Linked DNA regions of Homo sapiens: region 1 is linked to region 2. Evidence: chromatin loops called from intact Hi-C (ENCODE). Cell type or tissue: B cell. All regions are shown on one strand. Links, peaks and the distances in the headings refer to the core of each region. The heading gives the core; the rest is flanking DNA. Region 1 overlaps DENND4A (DENN domain containing 4A). Region 2 overlaps DENND4A (DENN domain containing 4A).

Region 1 (7,837 bases), core at 1-5,000, 71 kb before region 2:
TACAATATACATTGAATGTTTACACATACAAATACATCTTAAAGATAAGGTTCTCCAAAGGTTTTTCGACATTCCATCACCCCTGTACTTGGTGGTCTATCACAGTTGTGTGTACTCTTGACTTGACTAGGTGTGAGACGATCGTATGCCATCTTGTACTCTTTATCAAAAGCATCTGCAGAAATTGATAAAGAAATAAAAGAATAAAGAAATTTAGGTCTGATGTTGAAAACTATCAAGTTTCTATAATACTACAGAAACACAACATTAGAGGCCAAGAAGGAATTGCTAGGACATTTCTTTATCCAAAGGACCACAGCTGGATTGCACAGACCAGTGAAACTTAAAGGTTTGAAAATGCCAATTTTTAATTTTACCAGGTACAGATGTTAAAAACCACCAAATACCACACACACTTTTTTGGTACTTTGCTTTGCATACTCAATAAAAACAGTAAAAATAAATAATAGCCTTTTCCCACCAGGATTGACAAAAAGTTTTTTTGCCCATATTTTCTTTACACTAGTCCTTTTATGGTTTCATTTTTTAAATTTAAATTTTGCTTCAACAGAAATTTTTTTTGGTTTGTGTGTCCTAACTTCCTATATTATGGGCTACCTCTGGGAAAATAATCCAAATATCTGAAATCACCATGTAATGATTTTTTTTTCCCTTTTCCACATGGCAACAGATGGAGCTAACAGACTGTTACTTTTATTTTTAAGGACGTTATACCAAGGTCTGTGTGCCTTTTCCCCAGAAGATAGTCCACATGTGACAAAAAGGGACAACAGAGGTTTACAAGCTTCTGCTAAAAGTTTCTCTCAGTCTAGAAATCATGCTAACTTATTGCTTATTTTAAACACATACTGGATAAAAATTTGCCCCTCAGAGAGCCAAATGGGGTATGAATTATAACAATGTCACTAAGATCCTATTTTTCTGCTTTGGGGAGGTGACGGACCTAAGAACATCTTTCCTCTCTGAAACAGTACCACAGTGGTACCCATGAAGGCTTGTTGGAGTTGAGTCAAGTGCATGAGCAAGTGAGCTTCTCTAGCTTGGAGGTCCGGAATTTTTTAGACATTCAAGGAAATCCCACCTTTGGCAGAGGGCTAGAGTAATATCTGACTACAGTCTGGGCTTGTATTAGGTAGGGAATAAAGGGATGGTAACAAGGATCTGAATAATCCTTTTTGGTATCCTCTGTTTCACCATAGTTAAAAGGCCTAGCTCAAATAACACTATTCATGATTTTGGTTAAGTTCTGGCATCTTTCTCAAGTGGCTAGAATGACTATCCCAATGCCATTTAATAGTCTACCTTTCCTAACATTTTATTTTTTATATATATGTGTGTGTGTGTATATATATATATATATATATATTTTTTTTTTTTTATTTTTTTTTTTGGTTAGACGGAGTTTCACTCTTGTTGCGCAGGCTGGAGTGCAGTGGCACAATCTCGGCTCACTGCTGCCTCCGCCTCCTGGGTTCAAGTGATTCTCCTGCCTCAGGCGCCTGAGTAGCTGGGACTACAGGCATGCGCCACCACGCCTGGCTAATTTTGTATTTTTAGTAGAGATGGGGTTTCACCATATTGGCCAGGCTTGCCTCGAACTCCTGACCTCAGATGATCTGCCCGCCTTGGCCTCCTACAGTGTTGGGATTACAGGCGTGAACCACTGCACCTGGCTGATTTTATTATATATTATATTCCCATAGATATTTATGTTTATTTCTAGACTCCCTATTCTGTACCATTGATTTTTCCAGCTCTGCCCCTGGTAGCATTACCCTGATGTAATTACAGTAGCTTCTAGAAAAGAATCACCTTCTGTTGATTCTTTTTTTATCAGATAAGGTCTTGCTCTACAGCCCAAGCTGGCATGCAGCTGCACCGTCATGGCTCACTGCAGCCTCGACTGCCCAGGCTCACATGATACTTTCACCTCAGCCTCCCAAGTAGCTGGGACTACAGCCATGTGCCACCACATCTGGCTAACTTTTTTTTTTTTTTGGTAGAAATGGGGTTTCACCATGTTGCCCAGGCTGGTCTCAAACTCCTGGCCTCAAGCGATCCACCCACCTTGGCCTCCCAAAGTGCTGGGATTACAGACATGAGCTACCGCACCCGGCTCCTTTCAATTAAATAATTTTTCCTGACTAGTCCTTTTCTTGTCAGATTAACTTTTAAAAATTGAAATATAATCCATATACCATACAATTCACTAACTTAAAGTGTACAATTTAGTGTTTTTTTGGTATATTCACAAGATTGTACAACTATCACCACTGCCTAATTCCAGAACATTTTCATCTCACCAAAAAGAAACCTTATACCAGTTAGCAGTCACTCCCTATTCACCCCACCTCTTGGTCCTTAGCAACAACTAATCTACCTTTATATAATTACAGATTTAATATTACTAATAAAGTATAACTACTAATATAAAAATACTTTGAAAACTATTCCATGATATATAAATATTACATATTAGATATAAAGCTAAATTACCTATATCAATGTTTTCTCTTCCCAGTGCCACAAGTGAGAGAAATAGTATTTCTCTGTATAAACTCCTAGGGAGAAAAAGTCATGGAGAAAATATTAGTATCCATATAGTCCATATGTTCCCTATAAAAAATTTAATGCTATCATAAGCATGAGATATTCTAACAAATTACTAAGCAAACAATATGAATCTGCCTAGGAGAACAATATATTCGTCTAAGAGAAGGACTTACCTCTGTCTTTTAAAATGTGGACACTTATTCAGTGTCTCTAAAATCTGACTCATTGGTCCATAGACATCATTCATTTTAATGCTTTTTACCATACTTTTCAACAGTTCCTGGTTAAATGAGTTATCACTTTTTTGCAATAAATGGACCATTGGATATTTTTGGGCTGTAAACGAACAAAAGAACAGATGAAGGAAAATGTTCTGTGTAGAAAGGAGAAAGAAATTAAGCAGCAACTGACAGATATTAAGTTACAAAGCACTAAAAATAAATTAAGGGCAATAGATAAAGAAATAGGAATCCAAGAATGAAGAAAGCAAAAAATAAGACAAATAATGACAAAAAAAGGTCTAAAGCTTTCTGTGGTCTTAAATAGACAATAACTAAGAATATTGTTTCCCTTAATACAGCCTCTGATGAAAATTCTAAATCAGCAGCCTGGGATGGAAACAAATAAAAAATAAGTAAAAAGAAGAAATTGGGATGAGCAATGTGCTGAAAGCTGAATTCTGCAAAACACAACCAACCCCTCCAGCACATACACAGCACCCCTCAAAAAACCAAACCAAAACAAAAAACAAAAAACAAAAAAAAACCCTTAGACCTCCATAGAAGGTAGCACTAAAAAAATCAAACACTCACTCTCAAACAAAAGAGTACGACTTTGACCTGTAAGACAAAAAGTAGTACAGTAAAATAAAAGTCAGTTATACATTGGTTTATGCTATTTAAAGCTAGTAGAGATTACTCTCATATGAACAAAGTCAGCATTCTATGATGGCACTTACTGTGTGCATTCCAGAGAATGTACAAGGGCTGTCCCGGATCCTGATGTAACTTCATATTGTCCCATAACATTTGTATTAAAACATATTTGCTATCTTCAGACATACAGTGGCGGGGAATCTGTGTTATACAATAAACATTCATTAATGATCCTTACATGATAATTTTTCATAAGTATTTTATAAAATTCTTATAAATATTTTTTAGGATGTATATGTGCGAGACAGAAAAGAGAACAGAAAAAGACTGATTTATCTACATTTGATATCTACTACAGGAAGATGGGCTGTGTGGAAAAGCTAATGATCTCTAAAGATCAGATATAACAAAGTACTTGAGATCCGTGAGAAAGGGTACCAAGAAGAACTCATCTTGCTCCTCTTGCTCATGATTGAAAGTCACAGAAAGATAAATCCAGGAGTCCCATCCTATATCATCCAACACCCTGGCCCAGATAACGCTGAGTTCACATCTTTGTCACTCATGTATGATGTACTGAAAATCCGAAGCACATGCACAATCATAGGCATGCAGCACAAGAAGAGAGAAGGCAAGGTTCCTGAACTTAGAGACCACCATTTAGTGGCAGTGGCAGTATATGAAAAAGTAAAGACACTTTTATAAAACAACATACCGAAAATACAAATGAACATATAACAAACAAATGGCCTAAATGTTAAACAAAAATCCAGGGTAAAGGAATGACGAGAGTGGTAGCACATGATTGCAATATGAATTTCAATAGTCCCCCTTTATCCTCAGCAGCTATATTCCAAGACCTCCAATGGATACCTATAACTGCAGATAGTACCGAACCCTATATATACTGTATTTTCCTATACATACATACTTGTGATATTTAATTTATAAATGAGGCACAAAAAGAAATTAACAATAACTAATAATAAAATAGAACAATTAAAACAATATGCCAGCATCACTGCTTTGTGCCATTAAGTAAAACAGGAGTTACATGAACACAAGCACTGTGATACCATCACAGTGGGTCTGATAACAGAGATGGCTACTCAATGATTAACAAGCAGGTGGCATACACAGCGTGGATACACCGAACAAAGGGATGATTCACATCCCAGATGGGACAGCACGAAATTTCATCATGCTACTCAGAACAGCATGCAATTTAAAACTTATGAAGTGTTTCTTTCTGGAAGTTTCCACTTAATATTTTGAGACCACAGTTACCATGGGTAACTGAAACCTCAGAAAGGAAAACCATGAATAAGGAGGGACTGCTGTATAGATATCCTTAAAAAGTGTTAGGCTTGGGCTGGACACAGTGGCTCCTGCCTATAACCCCAGCACTTTGGGAGGCTGAGACAGGAGGGTCACTTGAGCCCAGGGGTTAGAGGTCACAGTGAGCCATGACCACACCACTGCACTCCAGTCTGGGTGACAGGGCGAGACCTTGTGTCAAAAAAAAAAAAAAAAAAAAATTAGGCTTGTTTTGAAAGAAGTACAAGATGTAAGTGGGCCTAACTCACAAATCTGCTTCCTAAGAGTCATTTCCAGTTTATTCTTGAAGCAATAGCAAAAATTCAAGTACGTTTAATGTAAATTTTAGGAGAAGGCAAAAAAAAAAGACTCTTATTGCTAGCCTGTAAGAAGAAAATATTATTTGTAAATACAACTAAAACAATTCTATTTATCTAATGACCCAGAGGGCTATTAAAAATATTTAGCATAGGCTGGGCACGGTGGCTCACGCCTGTAATCCCAACACTTTGGGAGGCTGAGGCAGGTGGATCATAAGGTCAAGAAATCAAGACCATCCTGGCCAACATGGTGAAACCCCGTCTCTACTAAAAATACAAAAATTAGCTGAGCGTGGTGGTGTGTGCCTGCAATCCCAGCTACTTGGGAGGCTGAGGCAGGAGAATTGCTTGAACCCTGTAGCTGGAGGCTGCAGTGAGCCGAGATAGTGCCACTGCACTCCAGCCTGGCGAAAGAGTGAGACTACGTCTCAAAAAATAAAATAAAATAAATTTAGCATAAAAACAGACCTTACTTTTTAATCATTAGGAATATGCAAACATTACAATGGTAACAGAAGCATTCATTGCCTTTTAATTTTTAGTCTCATACCTTTGAATACTTGTTACAGTGCTCAGAAGAAAGAATCAATCCAGGTAAGTTACTGGGCAAGTCAAGACGTCTGAAATACCATACCAGGTTCCAAAAAACAATTGGATGATGGTCCACAAAGTCTGCTACTGTTATTGCATGATCACCTTCATTTTCCAATAAGCTTTCAAGTTCTTTCCATACCACTAAAGGACTAAGATACGGAACAGTGACAGGATCGGGACTTGGAAGGTGCCATTCTAAACCTAAAGAATCCTGTTGAATAAATAAAAACCATAAATGGCAAATGCAAAATAATACTAAGCCATTAAAAAATTCAATGATTCCCATATGAGTAGAAAAGTAATATAATTGTATCATGGGATAAGAGACTCTTCTTGGCAATAATAAAGCTAATAAGACTACTTAAGACAAGGGGAACAAAATCATACGTAAGTGATCAATTTCCAAATAAAAAAATACACCAAAATACATACTGTAGCTCCTTGTAAAGTAGCTGGCAGGCTGCCTGTAGAAATGAGCTTCTGTCTTCCAGTATCTTCCTTATCCAAGGGGCCAGAAGTACTAATACTCCTGGCCATTGGAAATATTGGACATTTAGACATAGCTGTTTTTGATCTATTAGCAGGGATCTGAATACTTCGGGTGCAAAAATTTTCCTGCAGTTTAGATTTGCTTGGGAATTGAAAAAAGAAGAAAGTGTATCAGTGTCTAGATTTACTTTACTTCATCAACAAGGATCATGTTCTCTCTCTCTCTCTCTTTTTTTTTTTTTTTTAAGACAGAGTCTTGCTCTGTCACCCAGGCTGGACTGCAGTGGTGTGATCTCAGCTCACTGCAACTTCTGTCACCTAGGCTCAAGCGATCCTCCCACCTCAGCCTCCCGAGTGGCTGGGACTACGGGCACACGCCACCATGCCTGCCTAATTTTTGTATTTTTAGTAGAGATGGGGTTTTGCCATGTTGTCCAGGCTGGTCTCGAACTCCCAGGCTCAAGCCATCTGCCCACCTCGGCCTCCCAAAGTGCTGGGATTACAAGTGTGGGCCACCACTACCGGCCATGTTCTTCTCTTTAGAATCCGAGCTAGATGGTCGGGCGAGGTGGCTCACACCTGTAATGCCAGCACTTTGGGAGGCTGAGGTGGGTGGATTGCCTGAGGTCAGGAGTTCGAGAGCAGCTTGGCCAACATGGTGAAACCCTGTCTCTACTAAAAATAGAAAAATTAGCCAGGTGTGATGGCAGGCGCCTGTAATCCCAGCTACTTGGGAGGCTGAGGCAGGAGCATTGTTTGAACCTGGGAGGCAAAGATTGCAGTGAGCCAAGATTGCACCACTGTACTCCAGTATGGGCAACAGAGTGAGACTCTGTCTCAAAAAAAAAAAAAGAATCAGAGCTAGACATGGCAACATGAATGAAAGGAAATGCTACTCAGGCTTCAGCTGGGAAACAGGATATATTTTTAAGTAGTATAGTCATGATAAATTTCCTTTTTTATCAAATCAACTGTAAATATTCAAAATTCATTCATTTATTCAAAACATTTAGTAGACTTCTATATAGCAGAAAGCACACTAGACCATGGGGATAGAAAGCAGAGAAAAAAGGCACATATTCCTTCAGGAGTCACAACCCAGGAGACAAAGATAAGGGCTACAATAGACCGGTGATGAAAGAAGGTGCACAAACAGATTTTTGGTTTTATTAAGTAATCAAGATCACACAGGTCACGTTAGCCTGCCAACACTATACAGGCATTTTTTGGCACATGCAGCTACCAATATGGCTTCATCTGTCCAGCTATATATGGCTTATTTGGCACTTCCGCACAATGGAATTGATTTCTGCATCAGTTTTAAGTGTAGATTTACTTATATTAGGCTTACTATATAAATTTTAGTTTAATTTCGCAGTTCCTATATCAGCTCCAAATGTTTTCTTAGATTATTAAATATTCCCTAGGTAGAAAATTAAATATTAAAAAGTAGTAGTATTGACTTAATTCCTGAAGAGATAGAGACAAGAAAAAAGATAGTCATTATAAACCTCAAGTGTTCTACATTTTTTTTACCTTTAAAATACTAGTAAACATTATCATATATACATACAGCTTAAACTCTGGGGATTAATAAAGCATAACATATAACTACATATTTAAAGATTTATGTGATTAGAGAATTTTAACACTGTTTTAAGAGTAAGA
Region 2 (7,806 bases), core at 2,807-7,806:
TACTGTAATGATAATAGTAATAGGAAATCAAGAGGTACAAGATGATAAGATACACATACAAAGCAAGTTAATAATGAAAACAATAAACTTAGGCCTTCTATATAGTAACAAAATACTGAACTGACAAAGTAAATAAATAGTTCAGTAAGCCAGCAAGTATTTTGTTTATATAATGCTAAACAACTAGTTTCACTGGAATAATCTTTTAAATAAAGCAAAACTAATAACAAAAGCCTCTTGGTGAAATGAAAACATATGTCCACAAAAAAATCGGGGTAAGTTCATAGTAGCCAAAATGTGGAACTATCCCAAATGTCTATCAACTGATAAACAGATACATAAAACGTATATCCATACAATGAAATATTATTTGGCAATAAAAAGAAGTACTGATACATGAGGCAACATAGATAGACCTTGAAAACATTAATCTAAGTCAAAGAAGCCAGACTACATATTGTATGATTCCATTTATATGAAATGTACAGTATAGACAGATCTATAGAGACAGAATGTAGATTAGTGGTTGACTAGGGCTGCAGAGGGGTATGAGTATGTTAGAGATGGGAGGAATTAAGGAGGTTAACTGCCGAAGGGTAAAGAGTTTCTTTTTAGGGTGACGAAAATGTTCTAAAATTTATTACAGTGATAGCTGCAGAACTCTGTGAATATAATTATTGAATCATACACTTTAATTGGGTGAATTACATGATATGTGAATTATATCTCAATAAAGCTGTTACCTAAAAAAGTCCTTTATGTAATTTAGAGTGACATACATAGTCTCACTCATTGTTTCTAGTTTATTTTCAGCTCAAACAAAGGTTAAGAAAACATTTGTCACTCTGGGCTGAGAGCTAGTGATGAAATAATCTGCAATTCTTACAAAATTAATGTCAAAGATGGCAGCTAGTCTCCCTTAGGTATCTCCTATATAACTTAATCAGACTGTAACCATTTCTCTGATGAAAAAATTACACAGCTAATCAAATTTCAAGAAAGGATACTGTAGAGAAAACATACTTAATGATTTCTCTGAACTTCTAAGGTAAGAAAATACATTGTCCTATTCTACAATTTAATAATTAGAACTATTTTTTTTCTTTTGGGTAAAATTTAAAATTAATTGCATTTTAAAAAGAAAAAATTAATTGCATTTGAATGTTCTTCAGAGGTTAATTAAAGCTAAAAATAACTGTTCTCATCATCTACATACATAAATACACACACACACACACTTACACAATAGTAGGTATTTGATGATAATAGATACACAAAATACAAAACACTATTAGAAAAGTTTCCTTTTTTCATTAATAACTGCAACCCAAACATTAAGTAAAAGGAATTTAGAGAAGTAGTAGTTAAATGAGAAGTATTTCCATCAATATTTGAAATTTTAGCTAGGAAAAATAAAATATTTGAATGTTATGCTAGATTGAGAGAAAAATAAATAGAAATGAGGTTTTACTTGCCTTAGTGGAAGAGGTGAAGACACAGGCTGACTGAGAATCAGATTATCATGTGGTGATAACTGGAAGAAGATTTAAAATAAAGAATTTGAAACATAAAGATGAACTTTAAAACACCACTTTCTGTTAAAAATATATAAAATAATGATTATGCCCATGAAGTTTCAGTATATCCATTTACCAGTATCAGAACACTTTGTATCACTCACTAAGATCTTGAAAAACATGTCCTGACCCCTTTCAACTACTAATTCTTCTTACTGTGAATCCTCTTTTCTTCTGTCCTCAATGGTTTCCCCTGATGCCATTTTAACAAATTCACACTGAAAGACTAAATTATTCATTTAATACCATAATACCAGGGTCAAAAAACCTATGGCCTACATGGCAAATCCATAGATTGCCTGTTTTTGTAAATAAGGTTTTACTGAAATATAGGCATGCTCATTATTTACATATTACCCAGCTGCTCTTGTGCTGTAACAGAAGAGCTGAATAGTTGTGACAGAGATCAGATGACAAGTAAAGACTAAAATATTTAGTGTATGACCAATAACCAAAAAAGTTTGTTAACTTCCATCATAAAACAATCTTTTGTGTGTATTTAAACTGAATGTGTTATGTATATTCTTACACTACATTCCAGGAAACAAGACAGAAATCACATGTGGATATTCAGACTGAATATAAAGCTCAAAATATTATTTTTCTAGATATTTTATCTGTATCAATATAATAATGTAATTACTCTTATCTATGTTTTGAAATTTATGCACACACAACTTTCCCTTAACTTATTAAATAACTGCCAAAGGCACAAACTTTCAAATACCTACAACAAATTTAGGGGAAAAAAGTTCCTTTCTGTGTATTCAAAATGTCTACTTCAACCTACTTCTTTAATTCTTGAACCCGTTCTCTAAGAAAAGCAGGAGATGTCTGGGAGGAGTTAATAAAACATTAAGGGCCCAAACTACAACAGGTAATAGTATCTGGTTCTCTCTAAATCTCATTAGGTTTTTTTCCTCATTCAGAATTGTTATTCTTATGTTACATTTTGACAGAGCCAATAACAACTCATAGGTCCCCCAATCAAAAACAAAAAAACCTTACCTGAACTAAAATCCGTGGTCTCTGAGGAGATGGAAAAGGAACTTTATGCATAAAATGAGAAATATGCCTTGAAAACAAACAAAAGTGTAAGTGATTCCAAAGTGAACGTCATATGCTATAAAGCTCAACATGTCATCACAAGTCCAAGTTGAGTCAAAGCCCTGTGTCCCTATTATTTTGAAATCCCTAATACTATGAAAACAAGTGAACAACCAAAAATCATTCATCCCATTAAAGTTGCTTCTGCCTAAACCCAGTGACTTTTCACATTAATAGGCATTCACATTCAACAATATTTGTTATCACTGTCTTAAAAGTCTGTTTAACTTTTACCTAGATAGTATGCAATATATCAGTGATGTGGAAATTACCCAAAAAGTAAATTCTTACATTTACAATATGCTTTTTAGTCAATTGCTTGTCTTATGTACAACAAACACTTAAGGTGCTCCAGAAAAAATGAAACAGTTTAATACTTCTAAAAACTGAACAGTATTCTTTCTATTAATAATACGTTAAAAATTATATTACTGATTTTGTAGGTTTTTTCCCCAGAATAAGATGGATAAAAAGCTAGATCTATGGATTTTGTTTTTAACACTATGGAACAGAAAAAAAGCAACCATAGTGAAAAATCTTTCCTAGGGGGGAATAAGCTATTTTATTTCTGAATTTTTTTAAAAATTTTTGTTCCAGTCTGAATATGTTTGTATTATTTTTTAAAAAACATTATTTCAAAATCATCTTGGTTTCAGAATGGAGAAAATTTCAACTAGATAGACAATATTAGAAATTTATTAATTTACAAATATGTTTTGACTGTTTACTATATAAAAACACACCAACAGACATGACAGGATATGTAAAAAAGTCATAAAAAGCCACCAATGTCTACCATTAATGTGGGGAAAAGCAAGAGAGATCAGATTGTTACTGTGTCTGTGTAGAAAGAAGTAGACATAGGAGACTCCATTTTGTTCTGTACTAAGAAAAATTCTTCTGCCTTGAGATTCTGTTAATCTATGACCTTACCCCCAACGCCGTGCTCTCTGAAACATGTGCTGTGTCAAACTCAGGGTTAAATAGATTAAGGGTTGTGCAAGATGTGCTTTGTTAAACAGATGCTTGAAGGCAGCATGCTCCTTAACAGTCATCACCACTCCCTAATCTCAAGTACCCAGGGACACAAATACTGCGGAAGGCCGCAGGGACCTCTGCCTAGGAAAGCCAGGTATTGTCCAAGGTTTCTCCCCATGTGATAGTCTGAAATATGGCCTCGTGGGAAGAGAAAGACCTGACCGTCCCCTAGCCCGACACCTGTAAAGGGTCTGTGCTGAGGAGGATTAGTATAAGAGGAAGGCATGCCTCTTGCAGTTGAGACAAGAGGAAGGCATCTGTCTCCTGCCCGTCCCTGGGCAATGGAATGTCTCGGTATAAAACCCGATTGTACGTTCCATCTACTGAGATAGGGAAAAACCGCCTTAAGGCTGGAGGTGGGACATGCGGGCAGCAATACTGCTTTGTAAAGCATTGAGATGTTTATGTGTATGCATATCTAAAAGCACAGCACTTGATTATTTACCTTGTCTGTGATGCAAAGACCTTTGTTCACGTGTTTGTCTGCTGACCCTCTCCCCACTATTGTCTTGTGACCCTGACACATCCCCCTCTCGGAGAAACACCCAAGAATGATCAATAAATACTAAGGGAACTCAGAGGCTGGCGGGATCCTCCATATGCTGAACGCTGGTTCCCCGGGTCCCCTTATTTCTTTCTCTATACTTTGTCTCTGTGTTTTTTTCTTTTCCAAGTCTCTTGTTCCACCTAACGAGAAACACCCACAGGTGTGGAGGGGCAACCCACCCCTTCAATTAAAGTACTCATAATCTAAACAAACGTCAAGCAGGGGATGAATACCACAGCACATACATCTGCTTGAACTATGAAGTAGTTAGAACAGAAGAAAACAAAGTGTGATCCAAAAACCCCTAAAGATATTCAAGATCCATTCAGGGAAGATCTGCAAGGTCACAGCTATTTTTATAATAATAGTATGATGTTGGCCAGGCGCGGTAATCCCAGCACTTTGGGAGGCTGAGGCGAGTGAATTGATTGAGCCTAGGAGTTCAAGACCAGCCTAGGCAACATGGTGAAATCCTGTCTCTACAAAAAATACAAAAATTAGCCAGGCATGGTGGCATGTGCCTGCAGTCCCAGCTACTTGGAGGGGCTGAGGTGGGAGGATGGCTTGAGCCCAGGAGGTCCAGGCTGCAGTTAGCCATGATCATGCCACTGCACTCCAGCCTGGGCAACAGAGTGAGACACTGATTCAAAAACAAAAACAGGCAAGGCGCGGCGGCTCACACCTGTAATCTCAGCACTTCGGGAGGCCAAGGTGGGCGGATCACTTGATGTCAGGAGTTTGAGACCAGCCTGGCCAACAGGGTAAAACCCTGTCTCTACCAAAAATACAAAAATCAGCCAGGTGTGGTGGCACACACCTGTAATTCCAGCTACTCAGGAGGCTGAGGCATGAGAATCACTTAAGCCCAGGAGGCAGAGGTTGCAGTGAGCCAAGATCACGCCACTATACTCCAGCCTGGGCGACAGAACCAGACTCTGTGTCAAAAAACGAAAACAAAAAGAAAAAAACAAGCAAACAAAAAATTATATGATGTCATTTGCTTTCTGCACAATGTTGACATTTGCACTGACAGTGCAAGAGCATTGTGGGTAAAACTGCTGGTGACTTACTATGAATCAAGGCAGTGGCACCAAAGTGTACTAGTAGTTGCTATATTCTTTACTACTATATAATTGCAGTAAAAGAGTGTCAATATTGGCAGTAAATATTACTAATTTTATTAAGTTTTGGCTGTAGTGTACATTTTTAAAATTCTGTATGATGAAAGGGAAACTATACATAAATAACTTCTGCTGTATACAGAAGCACAATGGTTGTCTTGATTTTGGAAATACACTTGTGCAACTGAGTTGTGAGTGAACTTGCTGGTTTTCTCCCACAGAGTGCAATTTTTGTTTGAAAGATGACTGACAGGCCAGGTGTGGTGGCTCACACCTGTAATCCCCAGCACTCTAGGAGGCCGAGGCAGGTGTTTCACCTGAGGTCAGGAGTTCGAGACCAGCCTCACCAACATGGCAAAACCCAATCTCTACCAAAAATACAAAATTAGACAAGCATGGTGGCACACGCCTGTAATCCCAGCTACTGGCAATATTTGCCAATAATTAAATACAAACTTTCAAGTGGAAATTACAATTTCGCCACCATGAGCTTGAAAGCTTCCTAATGCTCAAAAACTTTTCTAAGATGGGGGTGATATTAACAAATGTGATTTTTTAATATTAATAATAAAATGTGTCTACATTTGGAAGATGGGATTAACTTGGCAAATCAGTATTTAACAAATGACCAATGCACAATGCTACAAAATAATGCATAAGTGAAAGTTCCACCCAAAAAGTCAAACAGAACAATAGATTTTTTTATTTTTTATTTTTTTGGAGATGGAGTCTCGCTCTGTCGCCCATACTGGAGTGCAGTGGCATGATCTTGGCTCACTGCAACCTCCGCCTCCCAGGTTTAAGCAATTCTCCCTGCCTCAGCCTCCAGAGTAGATGAGATTACAGGTGCCCACAACCACAGCTGGCTTTTGTATTTTTTTTTTTTTTTAGTAGAGACAGGGTTTCACCATGTTGGCCAAGCTGGTTTTGAACTCCTGACCTCAGGTGATTCACCTGCCTCAGCCTCCCAAAGTGTCGGGATTACAGGTGTGAGCCACCACACCTGCCCAGACCAATAGATTTTAATGTAACTGACAAAGTTCACTACTACAGTTTTAGATTGCAAATAACCTGTAAGAAACCAGCATTTGTCAAGCTTGGTGCAGTGTCAAAAAAAAGAATATCCCAAACTTTCTGAAAATATGATCCAAAATCCCTCCCTTTTCTACCTACATATCTGTGGGAGGCCAGGCTTTCTTTGTATATTTCAACCAAAACAACTACTGCAACAGATTGAATGCAGACCATATATGGAAGCCCAGCTATGTTTAATTAAGCTAGACATTAGAGATCTGCAAAAATGTAAAACAATGCCATTCTGCTCACTAAAGTTTTTTTAGTTTTGGAAAAGTTATTTTTCAAAAAAGACATTTATATTAACATGCAATGGGTGTGTTATCTTTAAAATAAATTGATCTGGCGATTCCATTACTGCATATATTGCCAAAGGAAAAAAAATGCATTCATCTAATTTCTCCTTTACATTCATTATATGTAAATACGGTAAGGAAATTTTTTTTTTTTGAGGCAGGGTCTCCCTCTGTCACCCAGGCTGGAGTGTAGTGGCATGATCGTGGCTTACTGCAACCTCTGCTTCCCGGGTTCAAGTGACTCTTGTGCCTTGGCCTCCTGAGCAGCTAGGACTACAGGCATGGGCCATGTCCAACTAATTTCTGTAGTTTTGTAGAGATGGGGTTTCACTATGTTGCTCAGGCTGGTCTCAAACTCCTGGACTCAAGAGATCTGCCTGCCTTGGCTTCCCAAAGTGCTGAGATTATGGGCGTGAACTATTGCACTCAGCCCCAGTAAGAAATATTTGTAAAGGTTCATAATAAATTTAAATTATATGTAAAATAAGAATTTAAAAATTAGTAAAAAATTTTCAGCATCTGTCCAGATTAGGATCTCTAAACTTCCCAAGAGCATTAAACAAATGAAACATTAATTTCATCTCACTGGAGATAAAATTATTTTAAATAACAAGACTACAAACATACAATGGAGAAATACTACCTGACTGAAATAAACCATTTTTTTCAAATAACTCTTGAGAAATCTAGTATCCATATAAAATTTACCCAGTTGCCGACACAAATTTGCCACATAATGGAAAGATCTGTCAAATGTTGAACCAAGAACACTTAACTTACTTCTCAATTGGAAGGACATGAGGCCCAGAGATGGAATAACGATACAGAAAAGTCAGAAACTTCCTGAATGCATCAAAAAAAGGCCAGTGAGAAAGAAGACAGATGCATTTGTTAGTATGAATTGTTTTGGAACTATCAGACTTCCCATCTGCTGATGTTAAACCCAAAAGAAGTCTCTGCTTTTCTGTGAGATTCTCCTCAGAGTATGGTTCATAAAACTGAATAGCAGCACCATAAACCTGCAAAACAAGTAATATATCCAGTAA

What was found. Peaks named below come from ENCODE experiments on the same cell type or tissue, not always from the same donor. Only the 100,000 strongest peaks of a DNase experiment are listed, where the experiment ranks them.
Region 1: a loop joins it to region 2, with 2.3 times the contacts of the local background. A loop is called at or near these places in 5 of 110 quality-filtered maps.

What each region holds. Positions count from the first base shown.
Region 1 is chr15:65,661,813-65,669,649 of GRCh38, forward strand. DENND4A (DENN domain containing 4A) reads right to left here. Exons shown (of 33, transcript NM_001320835.1): 28 at 6,113-6,311; 29 at 5,637-5,891; 30 at 3,533-3,650; 31 at 2,748-2,910; 32 at 2,518-2,582; 33 at 1-175. The coding sequence ends at 39. Among named protein-coding and RNA genes, the nearest start is that of SNORD13E, 31 kb to the right of the region's middle. In B cell, for the core only: no CTCF peak of the experiment used is centred there; a DNase peak (open chromatin) is centred at 1,919; H3K27ac peaks cover 1,947 bases.
Region 2 is chr15:65,730,167-65,737,972 of GRCh38, forward strand. DENND4A (DENN domain containing 4A) reads right to left here. Exons shown (of 33, transcript NM_001320835.1): 7 at 7,541-7,779; 8 at 2,586-2,652; 9 at 1,476-1,534. Among named protein-coding and RNA genes, the nearest start is that of MIR4511, 15 kb to the left of the region's middle. In B cell, for the core only: no CTCF peak of the experiment used is centred there; no DNase peak of the experiment used is centred there; H3K27ac peaks cover 225 bases.